Linked DNA regions of Mus musculus: all the other regions are linked to region 3. Evidence: chromatin loops called from intact Hi-C (ENCODE). Cell type or tissue: heart. All regions are shown on one strand. Links, peaks and the distances in the headings refer to the core of each region. The heading gives the core; the rest is flanking DNA.

What was found. Hi-C counts contacts between places; a loop is a spot of excess contacts. Peaks named below come from ENCODE experiments on the same cell type or tissue, not always from the same donor. Only the 100,000 strongest peaks of a DNase experiment are listed, where the experiment ranks them.
Region 1: it touches region 3 in a loop (4-fold over the local background); 6 of 42 quality-filtered maps call a loop at or near these places.
Region 2: a loop joins it to region 3, with 2.1 times the contacts of the local background. A loop is called at or near these places in 3 of 42 quality-filtered maps.

Annotation. Positions count from the first base shown.
Region 1 is chr15:77,149,585-77,156,278 of GRCm38, forward strand. All of the region lies in intron 2 of Rbfox2 (RNA binding protein, fox-1 homolog (C. elegans) 2), which reads right to left. Among named protein-coding and RNA genes, the nearest start is that of 1700109K24Rik, 69 kb to the left of the region's middle. In heart, for the core only: CTCF peaks have their summits at 2,923 (motif pointing left) and 4,314; DNase peaks (open chromatin) are centred at 1,087, 2,927, 3,727 and 4,267; H3K4me3 peaks cover 3,993 bases; H3K27ac peaks cover 4,298 bases.
Region 2 is chr15:76,969,859-76,976,552 of GRCm38, forward strand. No RefSeq gene overlaps it. Among named protein-coding and RNA genes, the nearest start is that of Gm35933, 14 kb to the right of the region's middle. In heart, for the core only: a CTCF peak has its summit at 4,008 (motif pointing right); DNase peaks (open chromatin) are centred at 4,313 and 4,743; H3K4me3 peaks cover 1,267 bases; H3K27ac peaks cover 1,555 bases.
Region 3 is chr15:77,034,684-77,041,377 of GRCm38, forward strand. It overlaps a transcript of Mb not described here. Among named protein-coding and RNA genes, the nearest start is that of Apol6, 7.0 kb to the right of the region's middle. RefSeq lists an enhancer at 1,957-4,081. In heart, for the core only: a CTCF peak has its summit at 3,613; DNase peaks (open chromatin) are centred at 2,158, 3,208 and 4,818; H3K4me3 peaks cover 769 bases; H3K27ac peaks cover 5,000 bases.

The DNA of each region.
Region 1 (6,694 bases), core at 614-5,613, 110 kb after region 3:
TGCGCAGTAGATCCCTAAGACTGAGGTCAGTGGATGGGTCTCATCCTGGGTGATTTCCCATGAGACAACCTAAAGAAAGGCATTACATCATGAGAGGTTACAAGCTGAACCACAAGTCAGAGAGAGATGAGACTGTTCCCGATAGCCATCTGTACAGATGTGACTTTGCAATTTCTTCAGGGAAGAACAAAACCACTGAGAAGGAGGAGGGCTGTCATTACCTTTCAGCATAAAGCTGTCTTCTAGCAATGCAAGCTTCAACAGGAAGCTGTCAAACCCCAAGCTAGGCGGTATGGGATGGAGACAAACACATTTACAGCATTGCAGACATTCAGAGTTCTAACATCCCCATTTATGGAATTCTGAGGAGCTTCCAGGAAAGATAAAGAATTTTGAGAATAGTGATACTGTTTAATAGTCAGTCTTGGTCTTAGTAAGGAAATGGTTAAAACTGAAGCTATAGACCAGTGTAGAAGAATTCAGAAAGGAAGACACTGGAAAAAGTAAGGCCTTTTCTTTTTCTTTTTGGTTCTTTGTAAAGGAACATAAATTTAGCCTCCAACCCACACCCCCGCCTATCCCCAAACTTCCCCAGAATCCTGTGCAGCCCATAGAAAGTGGAAAGTGTGCCAAAACAAACAGCGTGGGCTCCACTCTGTGTGTCTAGGGGGAAGGGGTGCGGGGGGGGGGGGGCTGTGTGGAAAGGAGCAAAAAAAGAACAGAATCATTTCAGATGAAGGCCACAAAATGGAGACTCAATTCACAGACACAGGATGTGCTTTCAAAATTCATAGACCAGATCCCAGCACCAGTGATCAGAAAGCACAAACCGAAAGGGGAGGGGAAACCTAGACAAAGCAAACCTACCTGCTATCATATCTGCCTCTAATTAAAGCATAAAACAGCCTGCTCCCACTCCTCTGCCCAACTACCCAGGAACTGAGAGGGCACAGCTCAGGTGAAAGACTTCAGTCTCCAGCTACAAAGGGGAGATAGCAGACAATGGAGCTGGTGATTCATTACAAAAGAATACACTCCAGAGGCCTGCTGCCTGCTGCCACTCCGGCTCCCAGCACTATTTAAAGGAACAGCAACCTTCTTCCCAGCTTCCCCTACTCCTAACACCTTCTCTCCTGGTTCTGATGGAAAACAGATTTTGAAGAAAATGCCAGCAAAGCACTGCACTGTCCAAGAAAGGGAGGGCCTGTGCTCCGGGACCTGGCAGCCTCACCCTGCTGCAGAGTCAAGCACGCATCTGCTTCCAGGTTGTAATGTAAGCTTTCCTTTAGTGTAACAGAGTTTGTGTCTTGCTAAGTGGTTTTTAAATTAATTAGGTAAAAGTTGTTTTTCAGCTTTGTTTTCCTAGTTTACACATATTAGCAGAATGACTTTCCTTTTCTTTTAACCCACGGCGCATATCTACAGACAGGACAAACACTATCTTTGAGTATGTGATTCAAGTTAAGAGAGACTTCAGCAAAAAACTTCCGTAACATGAAAATGAATAGGAGATAAGGGTATTACTTAAAGTATCACATGAGCACGTCTGGCTACTAATATATGAAAATTTTGCTATTAAAATTCCATTTTTATTAAAAAGCTGAGCTTTCTTTATTGTCAATAATTATGCTGTTTGCTAATACAACGAGAGGCCGTGTAAAATTAGAGTCCATGTAATAACAAAGCTCGGATGATGAGGACTCCTTCCACCCAGCGATGAGGCCAAGGGACCGGAAGGAGGGTCCAAGGCAGAGTCAGTGAGCCATGATGCAACGTGAGCAACGCCATTTGAGTCACTTTTTCATATCCTAGCCAGTAACAAGCCATTGTCACACCAACAGCTGCCCCTGACCAGCACAGACAGCTTACACTGAAAATGCTTAGATGATAGGGCATTATCAAGTGTTTGGATTTGATGTCTGGCTCAAGATGTACAAACCTATACAGCAAAGCGGACAAACAAGCCCAGGACAGACCAAAGACTTGATCCTATTTACTATGCCCTCTGAGTCTGTCTTCTAGATTGCAAACAACTAGCCCTATTACTTTCAGAAACATGGTGTAGACACTGAAACAAACACCCCAATTCTGAAGCCCACAGATCTGACTGTCTTTTCAGTTCTATGGATTCATCATGAGAAAATAAGAAGTCTTTCCTTCAGCACTTAGTACATCTGAAAAAGCACAAAAATTAAATTTATTGATTAGAATCTTTAACCACTAAAAGTCTCTTTCCAGGTTCCACTTTTTTCTCTGACCTCCCCCCCCTCCCTGTCCCCCTGATGATTAGGACACAATTTGAAGTATAAACAAGCAGGCAGGGCTTACTTGTCACACTTCAGCATTCCCCACACCAAGGGGCAATGCTCCCGGAGGCCACATCAGTCTGATTTTAACAGCTCCTGTTTAGATAAGTCCTTCATTGATTTTAAACCATGTACGTGAGAGCTGAGTGAGGGCTGCCCTCTAACACTGCCCCTCGGTGGAGATGTGTGGACTCAAGGTGAAGCAGCAGCATCTCACAGGCATCAGAATCGAGACCTGGGTCCTCCACCCCCCCACCCCCCACCCCCAGATCCTGAAGAAATAAAATGGTCCAAAAAACCATTAATTAGATTCTACAAAGGAGTAAGAAGTATTAAAGAAATTTAAGAGTTTCTCTACTTTCCAAAGGAGGAACTTCTTGATAATTCCTTAACTCGGATTAGGAGAAAACCCTCCTTGGAAAGATTTATCTTTTGAAATTTCCCTCTTCTCTGGGTCAGGATGGACTGATTCATCTCTACAGGTTTCCCTCCTTCCAAACAGCACTGCAGGGCATTATATAACATTTAACTAAACAGTGTTCCAGCACCAAAGGCGATGCCTCTATCTGATAGCTTACTGCCTCTCGCCCTCCGGTGGTGGCTAGTTGAGAAAAAGCGGAGAGAATACAAAAAAGGGGCAACCTCCAAAAGGAAAGCACTGTCCAGGGAGAGAAGCCTAGGGCGACCTGGTCCCAAGTCCGAGACCAAAGGGTTTGAAAATCTATCTTGGAAAAAAGACGTTCTGATAAGTCACAGCCTCACCACTTTCTTCCGAGGCACAGATTTTTAAAAAGAGGGTGGGGGTGGGGTGGGTGGGTAAAGGAGCAACTGGAGGGTGGCAACTAAATAGCCCTGCTGGGGTCGGAAGAACATTCACCTTTCCATCTGCCGGGAATGACTTGCTAAAATGCAGTGCAGAGTCTGCTTGACACAACCAGAGAGGCAGAGCGAGGGGGTGGGGAGAGAAGACAGATGAAGATCTTCCTTCTCCTACTCCATCTCCTTCAAACGTCTTCTAAAGCGGGCAATCGCCACTTACACGGACACATTTATTCTATCAGGGAAAGCAGTACCTGCCTCTGCTACACCAAGATGCTCCGTGGGTTCCTATGGAAAACATCCTTTGCCAACGACAAAGCCACGGAAAGGAAACATTCTTTCCTAGCCTTCATTTTTGATAATCCGTTTAGAAAGAAGGCAGCAAAGTGCCATTCTCCAGGCAAGCTGGAGAAACCCCAGTGAATCAGCTTCCCCAGCCACAAATTCTTCTGCAATTCTTAAAAGGAAGTCACTCCCTCTCCCCTTTCTGGCAGTCTACAAGAATCTCTTCCTACCTCTGCAGTCTCTCTCCCTCCCTCTTCTCAGAACCAAGACAAAGAGGTAGACAAATCCCCACAGGCTCTTTCCTGAGCTACAGCTGCACACTACAGGAAACTGGGATCGGCTATGCAGCCGAGGGAGGGGGAGAAAAGGGCACGATATAGTACACATGCTCAAAGGACAGACACTTCAGCTGATAACAATAAATCTGCCTTTTTAAGAAGACAACCCTCATTAAAACTTGGCTTACTACACTGCAACCCCAGACCTTTCTGTAGATCCCTGAGACAGAAATGTGTGGAGGACATACAAATCTTACCTGAGTTACCATTTTCTTTTTCTCCATAAACCAGAAGAAGCAGATGATAACCAGTTGGAAGCCGCCGTAGCGGGGCACACCTCTGTGGCTCTCTGCCACCCCGTCCCCAGCTAGCTGGCGAAGGGCGGGTGACGGGCCTCCCTTTAAACGTTTTCCTGCCTTTCTCTTTCTAGTGTTTCTTCCTTTCTTTTCTCTTCCTCTCTGGCAGTCTCTCCCCCTCCTTCTTTCTCCAGCTCCCTCCCATATCTCAGGCAGATGGCTGAAGGAAGCCCCACCCCTGAATGCCGAAGGTAATTAATCAGAGTAGAGCCCCACCTCTTCCTCCTCCTCCCACCCCTCCCAGCAGGCTGACAGCTCCCAACTCCAGAAGCAGGCCTGCTGGAGAATGGCAGTTTGGCCTGTGCTTTACTGTGCGCACGCGTGTGTGTGTGAGTGAGTGAGTGAGTGAGTGTGTGTGTGCATGTGCGCGCGCACACACATAGGGCAGGAGGGGGAGACTGAGGAGGGGTAGGCACCATGTGCTGGCATATTATAAGGCTGTGATGATGGTATTAATTATATTGCTCTAGAAGCACTTACCACAACTTATTACAGTTAATACAGATTTATGAGATTACGGCCATGAATATCTGATAATAAAGAAGAAATGAAAATTAAGGTTTTTTCCCCCCAGTGATGGACATTTATAGATAAGAGTGGGTCTAATGAAAGGTGTGGATCGAAAAGCTGCGTGGTGACAGGAAGGTTTTCAAGGACAGCGCTCAACGCCAGAGGCAATGTAATGAGGGCATAGGACTGGGAGAGAAGGGAGGTCAGTTATGTGCCTATTTTTCTCTCCTCTAGAAACCCTAGAGATTCTGAAAAAGGTGTCACCATAAATCTGCCTGCTTGAGGGACACAAGGTGTGCACATCTGGATGCTGAAGCTCCTCACTTCATTAGCTCAGGCTGATGGGAACTGCTTTCCTGCTTTCGCTGTGTTTCAGCCTACAGTGAAAAAGGATGCCTTTCCTATATATTCACCCTGGATATCCACCCGCACGGGTACCTGCGTCATTCCTGCACAGTAACAGTTACCACAGAGCTCCGAGAACACAGTGGCTCAGGACAATGTTGACTCACCACAAGCCTTCTTTTAAGTCCTCACATTAAAAGGCTCACAGTGGTGAACTGGGCTGGGGTGCTGGTCCCGTTCTGTTCTGTACTAATGACCTCAGAAAAAAATACTGAATTCTGAACATAATTTCATCATCTCTACATAAAGACTCAATTATGCAAATATTTGATAAATTTAAGCCTTTTGCCACTTTTTCATAAAAGTTAAGATTTTAAAATGTATTCTGACAAGATCCTATCCTAAAGATTACATATATTAATTCTTCTATACTCATTGAGAGGTAAAAAGGACCAATTGCAAACTTAGCTTTAAAACAAACAAACAAACAAACAAACAACCCTCAAACTGTGAGTCAGTAATCCCAGTAGTAGAGTTTCTTGCTGTCTTCACCAGGACTGTCTGGCCCAATGTTGAGTCAGGCTTTTAATATATAACATGTAATACCATTGGTTAGCACTTTGCCAATACAACACCACCATGTTCTCTCACTCACCAGTTATTTTAATAATTCCAAAAAGAATGCAAAGACAATAGAACCATGAACAAACTCTGGAGACCACAGTCAGGTCTGTGTAATGGGCAGAAGCTGGCCTCGTGTTTTACAGATATGAAGAAATATGTGCAAACGGATACTCTTGGGCTAGAGAGACGGTTCTATGGTTAAGAGTTTGCACTGTGCTTGCAAAAGACCTGAGTTCAGGTCCCAGCACTTATTCTGGGCAGCACTGGGTGATCTGACATCCTCTTATCCTTTCTGCTGGTACCCACACACATTTGCACAGACACACATGCACTAACACACACACATACACACACACACAGTTTTAGGGGGTGGGGTTTTCAAGCACAACAGTAAGCAAACAAAAATGGGAGAGGAGTAGAAGACCATAAAATTAACACCTTTATAAATATGCCAAAGTCTGAAAATCCAGACATCAAAAAATTTAAAAGGCAAAGTAAGAAAGAAGAAAGGGTAGGCAAAAGCAGGGCAAGGCAATGATTCCAATCTTTCCTGTACTTTAAGAAAAAAGTCATATTTATGAAATGTGTTTTCAGCTTGGATATATAAAATAAACCTGAAGGTCCTCGTATAGCATGGGTTTTTGAATCAAACAAAAAGCTGCAAGCACCAGACAAGCTACTTGGATGCTTGTGTGTCACTTCAGTCCCCTCCTATAAAGACAAGAGGACTTTTTTTTTTTTAATAAAAAGGAAAATGACAGGTTCTCATAAGCAAAAGAGTGGATAACTGATAAAGGTTTCTACAGGCCCAGAAACTTAAACTGCATTTTAATACACAGAATTAATATTTTATACTGCAAATAATGGGCTTAAAAATTCATTACCACTAGGGACAATATAAGCTAAAAATAAAATATGCAGAAATGATTTGTATAAAGTGTCTGAACAACAGGATCAATGTGAGCCCCGGCCAGTGGTATTCTAACGTGTGTCCCTGACTTTAAAGGCTCCCAGAGAGGACGACTTGCTCTTTGGTGCCCAAGAGATAGAAAGGCAAGTCAACAGCTCGAGTCTGACCCAGCAAAACAACTCAAGTCCCTGGTGGCTGAATGTACCAAGGAAAAGCTCACTTGACCGTTTCTGTCTTTCTCCTGGAATGGAAAGACAGACG
Region 2 (6,694 bases), core at 1,192-6,191, 64 kb before region 3:
AACAAACTTTTGACACCTTTTTTAACTATGCGAGCTTCCGTATTAAACCTAGAATCTCTACTCAGAGGACCCATGTCAATAAACTCGGCCTGCTCTAGTTTTATGTTCCTTCCACCCTTATCCCACACCCTTAAAATCCATTCCCACACATATTCACCAGGTTTCTGCTTGAATGAATTAGCAAACTCATTAAGCTCCTTAGTAGTGTAGCGAATTTCCTCATGGACTATACTTTCTACCTCCCCTCTAGGAGCCTGTTTTGCTTTGAGTCTGGTTACAGGTCTAGAAGAAACTATTGGTGGGCCGTAAGCAGACTCTGCAAAATTAATTTCCTCATGTGGGGAAGGCATTATTTCAAGAGGTGGGGCTGAGGGTACTACTTCCTCAGGTGGGGCAAACCCTTGAGAATCTGAGGATTCAAAATTCTCAGCTTCAACATGGTCTTCCCACACATCCCCGTCCCATGTTGTAGGATCCCATTCTTTGCCAATTAGAGCCCTTACTTTAACTGTCGACACACTCTGAGGCTGAGACTTGAATTTTCTCTGTAGTTCAGCCAACCTTACAATGAGAGTTTCTGTTTGATTTTCTGCAACTTGAGCTCTATTGCTACAAGAGAGAAGATTCTCCTCAAGGACACACTTAGCAACTTTTAGATCGTTTACTTGTGTCTGGAGCCTTTCGATTTTATCACACAACTCCTTCCTTTCATTCATCATTTTTTCCACAGATACTAAGAGCAGCCAGCCAGTAAAATCATTTTTCGATTTTTTCCCCATCTTGTAGAAAGCTTTGTGCACTGAATCACCTAATTCATTAAGAAAATCAAGGGCATTAGCTTCTTTAAGTTCGGAATATAGTTTCAACCATGGGTCTTCAAAATTCTCTGAGCTCCCAGGAGGGAGAGAATCTGGAGAGGTTTCAATATTTGAAAGTGCTGGTGGATCAACAAGCCAATTCCAGTATTTTAAAAGATTCATCCTTGTACTTCTGTTACTCTAGAACCACTCCTGGTACCAACTTCTGTATTAGTCAGGGTTCTCTAGAGTCACAGAACTTATGGATAATTTCTAAATAGTAAAGGAATTTATTGATGACTTACAGTCGGCAGCCCAATTCCCAACAATGGTTCAGTCGCAGCTGTGAATGGAAGTCCAAGGATCTAGCAGTTACTCAGTCTCACGCAGCAAGCAGGCGAAGGAGCAAGAGCAAGAGCTAGACTCCCTTCTTCCAATGTCCTTATATTGTCTCCAGCAAAAGGTGTAGCCCAGATTAAAGGTGTGTTCCACCACACCTTTAATCCCAGATGAAAGGCATAGCCCAGATTAAAGGTGTGTTCCTTAACTCGGAGATTCAATCTTCTGGAATCCATAGCCACTATGGCTCAAGATCTTCAAACCAAGATCCAGATAAGGATCTCCAAGCCTCCAGATAAGGGTCACTGGTGAGCCTTCCAATTCCGGATTGTAGTTCATTCCAAATATTGTCAAGTTGACAACCAGGAATAGCCACTACAACAGGTAAACATATACAAACATGTAAATGTACACTGTCTTAGTTACTCTTTTATTGCTGTGAAGAGACAACACAATCAAGGCAAGACTTATAAGACGGAAGCATTTAGTTGGGAATTGTTTACAGCTTCAGAGGCTTAATCCATGTACCATCACAGCAGGGAGTATGGAGGCACTGAAGCAGTAGCTGAAAGTCACATCCTGATCCACAGGCAGAGAAAGGGGGGCAGGGGCTGACTGTGCCTGGCATGGGCTTCTGAAACCTCAAAGCCCACCCCCATTGACACACTTTCTCCAACAAGGCCACACCTCCCAATCCTTCTAATCCTTTCAAAAGTTTCACTTCCTGGTAACAAAACATTGAATATATATGAAACTATGGGTCCATTCTTATTGAAATCACCACCCCACATAAACATACAATATATGCACAAATACACAGACACATGTCTATATGTAAATATACACATGTACATACATGTGTGTAGGCATGTGCACAGTATAACTATTCCACATACACTTGTACGCACACATGAATATACTATATGTGTACTCACACATATGCACACACATAACTATAGACATGTAAGAAATATATACATATACACACACAAAATATGCACATATAAACACATAGAGATACAAATATACACATGTGTACATATATGTTTATTCTGTGTACATGTATATATGTGTATGTGTGCATATTTGTATTTGTGTCCATGTACATATTTATGTGTGTATATATGAATGTTTATGTGTTTGTACATGTGTATACTTAGGCATGTGTGTACATATATATAGTTATATATGTACATGTGTATGTTTATATGTTTATGTGTGTATATGTGAATATTTATGCATGCATACATGGTATATATTTTTGCCTGTGCATGTGTATATTTGTTTCTGTTTGTACATGTATATTTATGTTTGTGTTTGTACAGATATATATTTTATGGTTTTTTGTTTATTGTTTTTATTTTATATGCATTGGTGATTTGACTGCATGTATATCCATATGAGGGTGTCTGATGTGGTTGCTGGGAATTGAACCCAGGGCCTCTGGAAGAGCAGTCAGTGCTCTTAACCTCTGAGCCATCTCTCCAACCCCTCAACTGTTTCTTTTAGAGGATTTCTGGATTTGGGAAAAGTGATACAGCTTGTCATGTGGTCTTGCCCTTATTGCTGGGGGACTCATTTAGCCATAAAAGGACAGCTCTACAGGCTTTGAGGACAGTGATAAAGACACACACCCTTAAGCACCATGCCTGTAACCTGAGGGCAAATTCTATCATAGACCCAGCCCAGAGTCAGATAGAGACGCCCATCAACACCCAAGGAAGCATGGTAGAGGGTAGTCTGATGTGGCTAAGGGAAGCCATCTTATCTTAGCGTTATGCGTGCCTGCCTGGTCACTCTGCCCTATCCACCCTCAATAGTCACACTCACCTCGGTGAGGGCCCTTGGATGGTCCATAACATTGACCATGGTCTAAACACAATATGTGGTGTCTGGAAGATGTTGCTGCACCTTGCAAAGATGTTACTAGGCCACTCCAAATCCCTCACTAATGTAATAACTCCCTAAGCACTGATGTAATTGTGGTTGTCTTTAAAAATGCTGTACCCCTGAGCTTGGAGACCAAAAGTTCTCATATCAGAGGGGTGAGCCCACTCTTGGTCTGGCCATTAAAAAGGACTCAGAACTTTTTTTGTTTGTTTGTTTGTTTGTTTTCGAGACAGGGTTTCTCTGTGTAGCCCTGGCTGTCCTGGAACTCACTTTGTAGACCAGGCTGGCCTTGAACTCAGAAATCTGCCTGCCTCTGCCTCCCAAGTGCTGGGATTAAAGGCGTGCGCCACCACGCCCGGCTTGACTCAGAACTTTTATTGACTTAATCCGAATGACTGCCAGTAAGTCTCTAGCGTGGAAGTAACTATCATTTCATTTGGAGGCCCCTGTTGAGCTCCCCCATGCTCTGTGGGACTCAGCCTAGCTCACACCTTCCTGGCCATGGAGAGGCTACAGGGTGGGGGGTGCCCCCTGACAGACATTCCAAGGCTCCTCTTCTCTGGAGAGGTCTGGCTGGAGTGACTGCTGTGTGTCTAACACTCCTCAGAGGTGAGTCTGGTTCTGGCTTTTGGTTCTGGCTGAGGAGGATAAACCCCCTCAGGGAGCCTTCTGGATAAAAGGGATAGCCCCCGACGGGGAGTCTTCTGGATAAGGGGATAAGCCAAGAAAATCTGCTTTGGGAAGAAATTTTCTGATCAATTTCTTCCCAGTCCTTCCCACTGAGTTGGGACCCCAGTAGTGGAGACGTGCGTTATGATTCCGCCTCTCAGGAGAGATATGGTTTCGGTTCTGCTTGAATGGATGGATGGATGGCCAACTGTGTGAATGATTAAATGCCTGACAAGCAAGTTTAGCCTAGGGAGTTAGTTGTTGATTTGATTTCTTGATTCTGTTGCTTGTGGACATTGACTCTGACATTCTGCTAGTTTTTCAGGATTCTGCCAGTAGGTGTCGCCCTCTCTATGCTGTTACTAGTTCGTATCCAGTGTCCCACCCCCCATCCCCACCCCCACCCCCTTCCCGGGCTAGAAATGTCTTCTTTTTTCTCAAAGATTGGAAATTTCCAGGTCCTGGAGCCACAGCCCCTACCCCTCCCGCGGCGCCTCTCGGGCCCGGGGATCGACAATGGAGGGTGGTTCTGGAGCCGCGGTCGGGCCCGAGCCCGGACCTGTTTCACATGGCAAAGTCCCCGGGACTTGAAGAGGCTGTGCTCACTTGGGCCCCGGCCCAGTCCCATCCCGGATGCGGAACTCCTGGTCCTGCAGGGAGGACGGAAGATCTGCAGAAGGGCTTGGGGGGGGGGGGGGGCGGCTGGGGGAGGGAGAGGTGGTGTACACGCCCTGCTCTGGTTCTGGCGGGTAGGCTCCTTGTCGCCAGCCTCCGCCACCTGTCCTGCTGCCTTCAGAGGCCAAGGAACCTTCTACTGGTCTCCCTTCCCTTTGTCTACAACCTATCTACTCCACTTCTTGCAGATTCTTCCTTCTCCCGCTCAACCTCAGACTCCTCCATGAAGTCCCACCGCACCCTGCCCACCTCCGCACCCCACCCCTACTTCACTGGCTTCTCCTGGATCTAAACTCTTTGTTTCCTTAACACCACCCCCACCCTCGGCTCCGTGGCTATTACTGGTCACGTGGCGTATCTGGTTTCCCCAACTTCTTGCACTTCCTTCACCATCTTTAGTTTTCCTCTTGAGAGCCCTCCATGCCCTGGATTCAGGTTCCAGCCTCTGTTTTTTGTCACTGGAGGCACCGCCTCATCATGATTTAGAGGAAGGGCACCGCCTTTTCCTAGTCTGCTTCAGATCCCTATAACTAGAAGACTCAGATCCGAATACTCCATTTTAACTAAGTCCCAAGCCCTAACTGCCCTCCTGCAATCTGTCGTCCAGACCTGGCAACTCCTGTGTGTTGGGGATGTTTGGAGCAGAGACTTCTAAGCCTCAGTCACTGGTTTGAATGCTTTTAAAGTAGCTTTTCCATCCAAGCATCGTGACTCGGACCCCGTACAGCACGTACACAAGTTCCCAGGCCTTGGACACTTTTCACGGGTATCTAATGACTAGAATTCAGGTGCAGCTCAAAAAACTGCCTTAAGTCTTAACTGTTTAAGACTACCGAGGTTCTTTGGGGTCCAGAGGAGTCTTTTGGGGGCATTTCTCATGATTCAAAGAAACTTTCAGAATTTATACTCCCTTTTCCCCCCTAGGGAAAACCCTAGGCTGTTAAATTTGGCTTTTGTCCCTCGGTCAGCTTCGGATATCCGAAAAATCTCCAAAAGCGAAAGGGTTTTACAGGGCTGGATACCTGTCGGTTCATCAAGGTGGCCCCAAAGTCTGCAATAACTGAGCACGGAAAGGCAGAGGTGAAGCTGTCTTGGTGGCTGGTGAGCCACAAAAGAGACAGGCAAAGGTTATAGGTTATGCTGGCTGCTTTCCTGTCAACTCACTTTGTGTGTCTTACTGGTCAGACTGCTCATGGCCAATGGAGAAAGCCTCAAAAACAAACAAACAAACAAAAAACAAAAACAAAAACAAATGACTAGTTACCAATAAAAGATGCCAGTCTGGGGAGCCATGGACACCATTAAGGACAATCACCTCATGCCAGCGTGGACAGTCAGCCTGGGTCATAAGCAGGTCTTCTGTAGTGGCCCCAGACTGCCCTTCCACCAATCTTTGAAAACCAGGGACCACTGTAAGAAGGATCCAAATGGAAACCATTTTGAATACAACTTCCATTTTGAACAGAGATGAAATAAAATGTAAGTTCCTAAGACCTCCCTGGGTAACTTGCTTGGCTAAGAAAGACATGTGTGTGGGTAACTAACGTCCTGGTTGGCAAGGTAAGCCGTGAATGTTAAGCAAGTTACCCTAAACCAACCAGCGGCATGAGTCTGTTCTTCGGCCCCGATCAATCAGAGCCAGCCGGAGTACAATAGATTTTTGTAATCTGCTTAAACACTACGGCAAATGTTCTTAGATGTAGTCAGGCTCCTGAGTCTGTGATGTTGTCCCTAATTGGTCAGTTTTTGCTGCCTAATTAAGATAAAGAACTTGCTTTGCTGGCCTCTTGTGACTGCTTGTGCTGTTTTGGGTTTTTGTACCCAACACCACCGCCATCTTTACTCCTCAAGAAACTAAACTTTCCTTTGCACCTACTGCCAACTCAGTTTAACTGTCCGTCTGTCTGAAGAACATCTTCTAGCTCCCCCAGACTCCACAGCAGACACAAAGCCAGACCCAGCAGCCCTGCTCCAGGACTTGCAGCACATCACCCACCAGTGTCCTGGGGTATGGGTTGAGAATCTCCAGGCTTGGCAGCACATCACCCACCAGTTGTAAGTCTCTTGGCTATAGCTACCCCTGTAAAGGGTCTGGCAATATCCCATGAACCAAAAGGCTGGAAATTGCTCCCTATATCAAGCGGCTGTTAGACACTAACAGTCTCACCTCTTGCTAGTTGTCTTGGAATTTGCCTTTCCTGCCTGTCCATAAATCAGGGACCTCAGATTATATCAGCCAGTCCAGGCTCTCTGAGAGGTAAATAAGTAGACTTGAACTATTCTTCCTATTGTTCCAAATCTATATTCTTCGCTCAGCCTCCTCC
Region 3 (6,694 bases), core at 622-5,621:
GCGTGAGTGATTAGGAACCCCACAGGCCCAGGGCAGCTTGGGAGGAGTCCAGCCTTTCCAGGTCGAGGACTATCTACACATCTATTCAGCCATTGCAAGGGCAGTCGCCTGCCTGCGCATCCTGGGCAGAGGCTCTAGGACTGGCAACTTTCACATGGAATGGGGTGCCCTCTTTGCAGGCCTTCTCCTGGGTCCCCAGTTCCTCCACCTTGGGCCTCTGTCCTCTGGAAAAACCAGAGCCTTGCATCCAAAGCTCCTCTGTGGGAGGGAAACTCGGAAGGAAAAAGACAAGACATCCGTGGGTCACCCTGATTTGTGTCTCCAAAGTCAAGCCCACTCCACCATGCAGGGTCCCGAGACACCGACATCCTCCCATAGGCCCAGCTGGGGCATCTCTGATCTTAGTCCCCCACCTTATGCTGTCACCGGATAGGGGTGGTGTGGATTTGTTCTTCTCTTTACTCTAGTTGTACCCCAAAACAGCTAGGGGTTTACCCAGCAATTTGGAGATGCTTCGGTTTGTCCTGTGGAGCACAGTTTTGGACTGAAACTGTGTGCTCTGGCCTATCAGTATACAGAGAGGGCAAAAAAAGGAAGGCCTTGTCTGAGTTTGTTTTCTCTTCCTGTGATAAACACAAAGGCAGCTTATCCGGGAAAGCGTAGAGTTGGCCTACAAGTTAGAGTCCATTATCATGAGAAACTGTGGGACGTGAAACTGTGCCAGGAAGAGCAGGCCAAGACCTGGAGGCTCAGTGGGCACACACCTGAGGCTTAGGTGTCTCCCAGCTCCCTGACAGACTCCTGACTTGGAACATGTGACATGCTTCTCACATAAAAGAAACATGTCCTATGGTCACATAGGTCCAAAACAGAGTTCTCCATTCTAATAAGGTACCTAGGCCCAGAGGGCTTAGCCAATAAACTTCCCTTCCCAGAAGTTCCTCCCTGTAAAAGGTATTTAATCTCGGGCCCACCCTGAGAAGTGGGGGATGGTTTTACACATCTATTTTCTGCCATGACAATAAACTGTTTGCTGAGAGTTCTATGTCTTCATCTGAAGACTGCTAGCAGATACTGGCATCCAGGCAGTTAGGATGAGGGTTTTAAAGGCCACACCCATATCATCGACACACCTACTCCAACAAGGCCACACCTTCTATTAGTGCCACTCCCTGGTCTGAGCATTTACAAACCATAACAGGCTTGCATACAGGCCAGTCTATCTGATAGAGGTAATTTCTCAATTGAGGTCCCCTCATCCCAGATGACTCTAGCTTGACAAAACAAAACTAGCCAGGACAGGCCCTGAGGATGCTGGTGTGGAAGAAAAGGGGGAAAGTCGAGAAGAGACTTCCAAGAACCAGGGAGCCTTGGCAGCTTTATGGGGCGGTCAGAGACAGGTTGACCTGCACTGTGAGGACAGAGGAGAGTTTCTCAGGCCTTGTTAGAGGAAGCAAGAGCCAGAGCAGGCCCTAGGCCCGAGTGGTTCAGGCCTCGTTTACAGTACCATTCAGTCCTAGCGCTGAAGCTCTGCTCAACATCTCTCGGGGACCTAACTTCCTTCTTGGGGGCCACCAAACACCCCTGGTCTCCTGGATCAAGCCAAAACTGGAAGGAGAGAAGTGCTCAGGACCAAGAGAGAGGTTTAGAGACCCCTCTGAGAGGGTCACTATTCACTTTAGCCAGCCAGCTCTGAACACTTTCAGGGAGGACAAAGACAGGCCTCTCTGGGCCAGGAGGGCAAAGTCAGGCAGGCCCCGGTGGGTGCACTGCAGCTACCGTCATTGCCTGAGATCAGAAAACATGGCTGCGTTTGGCCAATGTTGGGAGATGGGCAGGGGCAGGTGGAGGGGTGAGTGCCCTGGTCATACAGGAGGGCTGAGGGATGATGAGAAAAAGCTTGGGGAAGCAGACACACAACACAGAGTGACCTGGAAACTGCAAGACGACCAGGCTGGCCGGGCGAGAAAGTTTGTGAAGTGGGTTGGCCAAGAGTGAGGTTTTAAGTAGGGTGGGAGCTCACTGGGGGAGATTTTAAACTTGGAGCATTTTGGTGAGTTAGGGGCGGTCCCAGGGTTCGGGCACCAATCAGATGGACAGTTAAGATTAGTCCCTGTGACTCAGAAGCCAAAAGGCACAGTGTGTGAGCTGTGTGGCTGCCAGCTACAGCCTCAGGGGAATCTTGGACAGGGAGTACTGTGTGGGAGCGGGGCTCTGTGGCCTCCCAAGAACTCAGTTAGGGCTGTGGTAGCGCTCTGGGGCCTCTTTGGCAGTGTAACATGTTCTGGCCGGCTTCTTGGTCAGCCTGGAGAGATCCCTTTTTCTTTGCAGCCCCTCCTTTTTAAGAGGGCCAGGTCACATTAACACAGGTCCTCTCCTCCCTCTTTGTGTCTCAGTTCATTACCACATTGAACTGAAGGATGACGCAGAAGGTTTAAGCCTTTCCACAGCCCTCCCCATCTTACCGAGGAGGCTATAACCACTCAGTGACCTGCTTAGAGGCCTCCCTCCTCCCCTCAGCTCCTCCTTCTCTCCCCTTCTCCCTCCTCCTCCCCCTCCTCACTCCTCTTCCCTCTCTTCCTCTTCCTCCTTCCTCAGGAGCATTCAGGTCAGAGGATGGGAAAAAACAGCCAATAATGAGGCAGTTCTGGCCATTTCTGCAGGCCCTGTAGTTTCTTAAGTCTCTCCCAGTCATGTGGCTGTAGGCCTTGATATTTCTTGATATTCCACATGCCTTAGAACAGAAGGTGGGCCTGCTTGCTGGTGTGTAGGCTAAGAGAGGCAGTGGCTGGGCCTGATGCATTTCTGCCTTTTCTCCCTCCAACCCTACTTGCTAGCAAACAGCCCCATCGTCTTCTGTCTCTTTCAAGGACACTGCTGTTGGCTTCCTGACTCACACAAGCGCCAAGATGACCTCATCTCCAGAGTTATTTGATTTTTTTTTTCATCCTCAGAGAATGTTTCCAAATATGGTCCCATTGCAAGTCACATGGTCTCAGGCTCGGCTTTGTGGGGGTGGGGGGCGGGAGGGGGGGTGGGGATGGTCATTGTTCAGCTGTCTACAGAAGGGAAAATGCAGGCTTGGAGGAGCAGAGATTTACTGCAGATCTCGGGGTCTATCGGGGCAGCCTAGGGAAGCCCTGCCCTGGGGAGGGAGGCCAGGCCAGTGTCTGGATTACTGTGGTTCCGGTTCTCCACTCTGCAAAAGCATTCATGGGAAAAACATCTGGAGCTCGGGCTGCGCAGGGGAGTCCCACTCCCACAGTCGCTGGCAGGTTTCCCTGTCTGCTGGTTGAGGGGGAGGGGTGCAGCTCTCCTCACCCCCTCATGAACAGACCACAGACACTCCCAAGTCCCTGCCTACCACCACAGGGCTGTGGGGAGTGGGGAGAGTCCCGGCCCTGTCTTTCCTGACCTCTGGGTCATTGACTCCCTGCACAGGGTCCCTGCTGTCTGGTGAGAAGCCAGGAACCCAAGGTAGAATTGAAGCAACAGCTCCAACCCCACCTCCTCAGCTCTCAGAGGCCACGGAGCAAAGGGAATTGGGTTTGGCCTGCGAACCCAGCCGCCAGCCCACTCTGCCTTGGTTCTCTGAGACAGGAAGAACTGACTGCTCCTTCTTACTGACAGGGTGATAGACCACAGAGGGTCAGCCTAACTCCATCCCAGACACGGGGCCAAGTAAACCCACTCCCAGAGTCTGTTTAATGGTGGTCCTGTCTTAGCCCAGCCTTTCCTTCTGGTCTATTTGGGGGCTCTCCAGGGCACACCTGCTGAAATGACTCTAGAGATCACATGCAAATGGCTTGGTGACCAGCATATGGATGCTGCTGGGGACAACATGACCTTTAAAAAATATTGTTTTATTATTTTTAGTTATGTGGATGTCTATGTGTAGGTATATGCATGTCACTGCAAGTGCCCAAAAAGACAGAGGAGTTGGATGCCATAGAGCTGGATCTACAGGCAGTGTGAACCACCTGACATGGTTGCTGGGAATTGAACTTGGGCCTTTGGAGGACCAGTTACAGGCTCTTAATATGTGAATCATATCTCCAGCCCAAAAGGTGATGGGACCTTCAAGAGGAGGGATCTACAAAGCTGAGTGTGGTGGCACATGCCTTTAAACCCAACACTCAGGAGACAGAGGCAGGCAGATTTCTGTTGAGTTTGAGGGCCAGCCTGGTCTACAGAGTGAACTCCTGAACAGCCAGGGCTACACAGAGAAATCCTGTCTAGGAGGAGGAGGAGGAAGAGGAAGAGGAGGAGAAGGAGGAGGAGGAGGAGGAGGAGGAGAGAGAGAGAGAGAGAGAGAGAGAGAGAGAGAGAGAGGAAGAGGAGGACGGACCTATGCCCTGTCCTCTTCCCCCTCGCCCTCCTTTTTTCTCTCCTTGTATCCTCCCCTCCTCCCTTTCTCCCTCCTCCCCGCTTACTCTACCTCCATGCCTCCTCCCTGGCTGTCCTGAGATGAGCCCTTTCCTCCACTGTTGGTTAGCGTGCCTCACCACAGGCCCACGGGGCCAACGGATCAATAACAGAAAGCTCTAAAACTGTGAGCCAAAACAAGTAGGAAGAGCTCGCTCCCGGCATTTTGTTCCCGTGACTGCACCTTCCCCCTCTCCCGCTTCCCCCCCCCCCCCCAGCACCGTGCCCCTGTGTTAGCGCACAGGCAATTCCACTGGGCTGCTCTCAGGGACCTAAGAGCTGCTTGGGTCATGACCTGCGACTGCATCCAGGCTCGCCTGGTATGTGCTGCCTATAAAAGGATCCACCGCCCACCCAGCTCTCTGTTCTCAACATTCCTTCTCCCTGTTCTCCCTTTTGGAGGACTAGTACCTGGTCCCTCTCTTCCCTCTCTGTCTGCCCTCTCTGGCCCCATGGCTCTGGTCCCCAGCTGTCTGCCTGTCTACTTGTTCCCTCATCTGCCTCCTATCCCTTCCCCAGGTCTTCAAGCCTCTCCCCTCCCCCAATAAACCTCTTTTACACCAGATCTGTTGCAAGACCTAATTTCTTAAGGGTGCACCTTGGCATGGGCCAGCCAAAGGTACCCCCTCGCCACACTATATTTCATAATGCCCTCTCCTACCTGTGTTACCCACAGAGGACAGTTGGTCCAGCGCTGACCCTGCTTCAGGCCGCCCAGGAGAACGCCCCCATCTCACCTGACTGGGCACTAATTGCAGAGAGGAAAGGATACAGGATGATATTAGTTTTTACTGTGAGGTGGGATGAAGTGGAGGGATACCCCACCCCCAGAGCCTCTCACGGGCCAGACAGATGCCTCAGAGGGTGAGTATTTGAGTCCAATCCCTGCGACCCACATGGTGAAACGTTAAGAACTAACTCCTGGAAGCAATCTTCTGAGTTGTACATGATTGCACATGCCACATTCGTATACAACTAAAATAAGCAAATGATTTTAAAAAGGAGCAACTCACATCTCCCAAGAGAGTCAAGAACAAAGCATGCGTATAGACATCAGTGCCTTACACAGGTGCATGTAAATGCCTATATGTATGCATACTCACAGGGGACCTGAGTGTGACAGCCTCTGCTGTAGTCAGGACAATCTGATGTCACCAGGAACCCGGGAAGGGAAGTAAGGGTCAGGCAGGGCACAGCTGGAGAAACTACTAGACCTGAAATGTCATGTTCTTAGGATCAAGTTTTGTGCCCCTGTCTCTATTCACAACTACCGCTTCTCAGAGGGGAAACACTGCCCTGAGAGTCCCAGGATCCGAAAGCTGCTTCTAGGCAGAGCCTCGAGGGCAGAGATGGAAACTCAGCTACACTTGACAAGGAGCAACCTCAGACATCTTTAGCACAAACGTCCTTAGAAACTGCGGCCAGGAAAAGATAATTGTTTCCTGGAATCTGAGAACTGCAGGGTCAGAATGCTCCTTGGGCTCGTCCCCCTGTGGCTGATGTGTTGACAGCCGTGCGTACATGTGTGTACATATTGAAACTGTAATACTCAGAGGAAAGGACTGCAGGTTCCCTCCAGACACCAAGCATCCCCAGCAACCCTGGGGATGCTCAATTCTCTCAGATAGCATGGCATGGTATTTGCAGAAAGCCCCTGCACCTGCTCCTGTATGATCCTGCTCCTGTCCTCCTGTGACTTACAACACTTAACACAATTGTAATGATATGCAAATAGGTAGTAATTGACAGTAACAGGAAGCATCTGTACGTATTCAGTACTAGTGCAGTGCTTTCCCAAGCCACAAGGAAAGATAAGGGTCTGAGACAGTGTGGCGTTATGGAGCCTGGCTATCCTTAACTTCCTCATCCTCTGGGTACCACCTCCTGAGTGCTGGGATTTATGGGAAGTTATCTCTCTGCCAATCCAATATTGTGGTTTGTGGTTGGTTGACTCCACAGCTGTATGTGGCAGGCTGACTGTAGCATGTCCATGTGAACCATTCTAGCGTAAACTGATAAAGATAAGGATATTCCTTTAGAGGACAATTTGATACTCTGTATCTCTCAGAGAAGTTTCTTTGTGCAGGGTGTACTGGCTAGTTTTGTGTCAACTTGACACAGCTGGAGTTATCACAGAGAAAGGAGCTTCAGTTGAGGAAATGCCTCCATGAGATCCAGCTGCAAGGCATTTTCTCAATTAGTGATCAAGGGGGAAAGGCCCCTTGTGGGTGGGACCATCTCTGGGCTGGTAGTCTTGGTTCTATAAGAG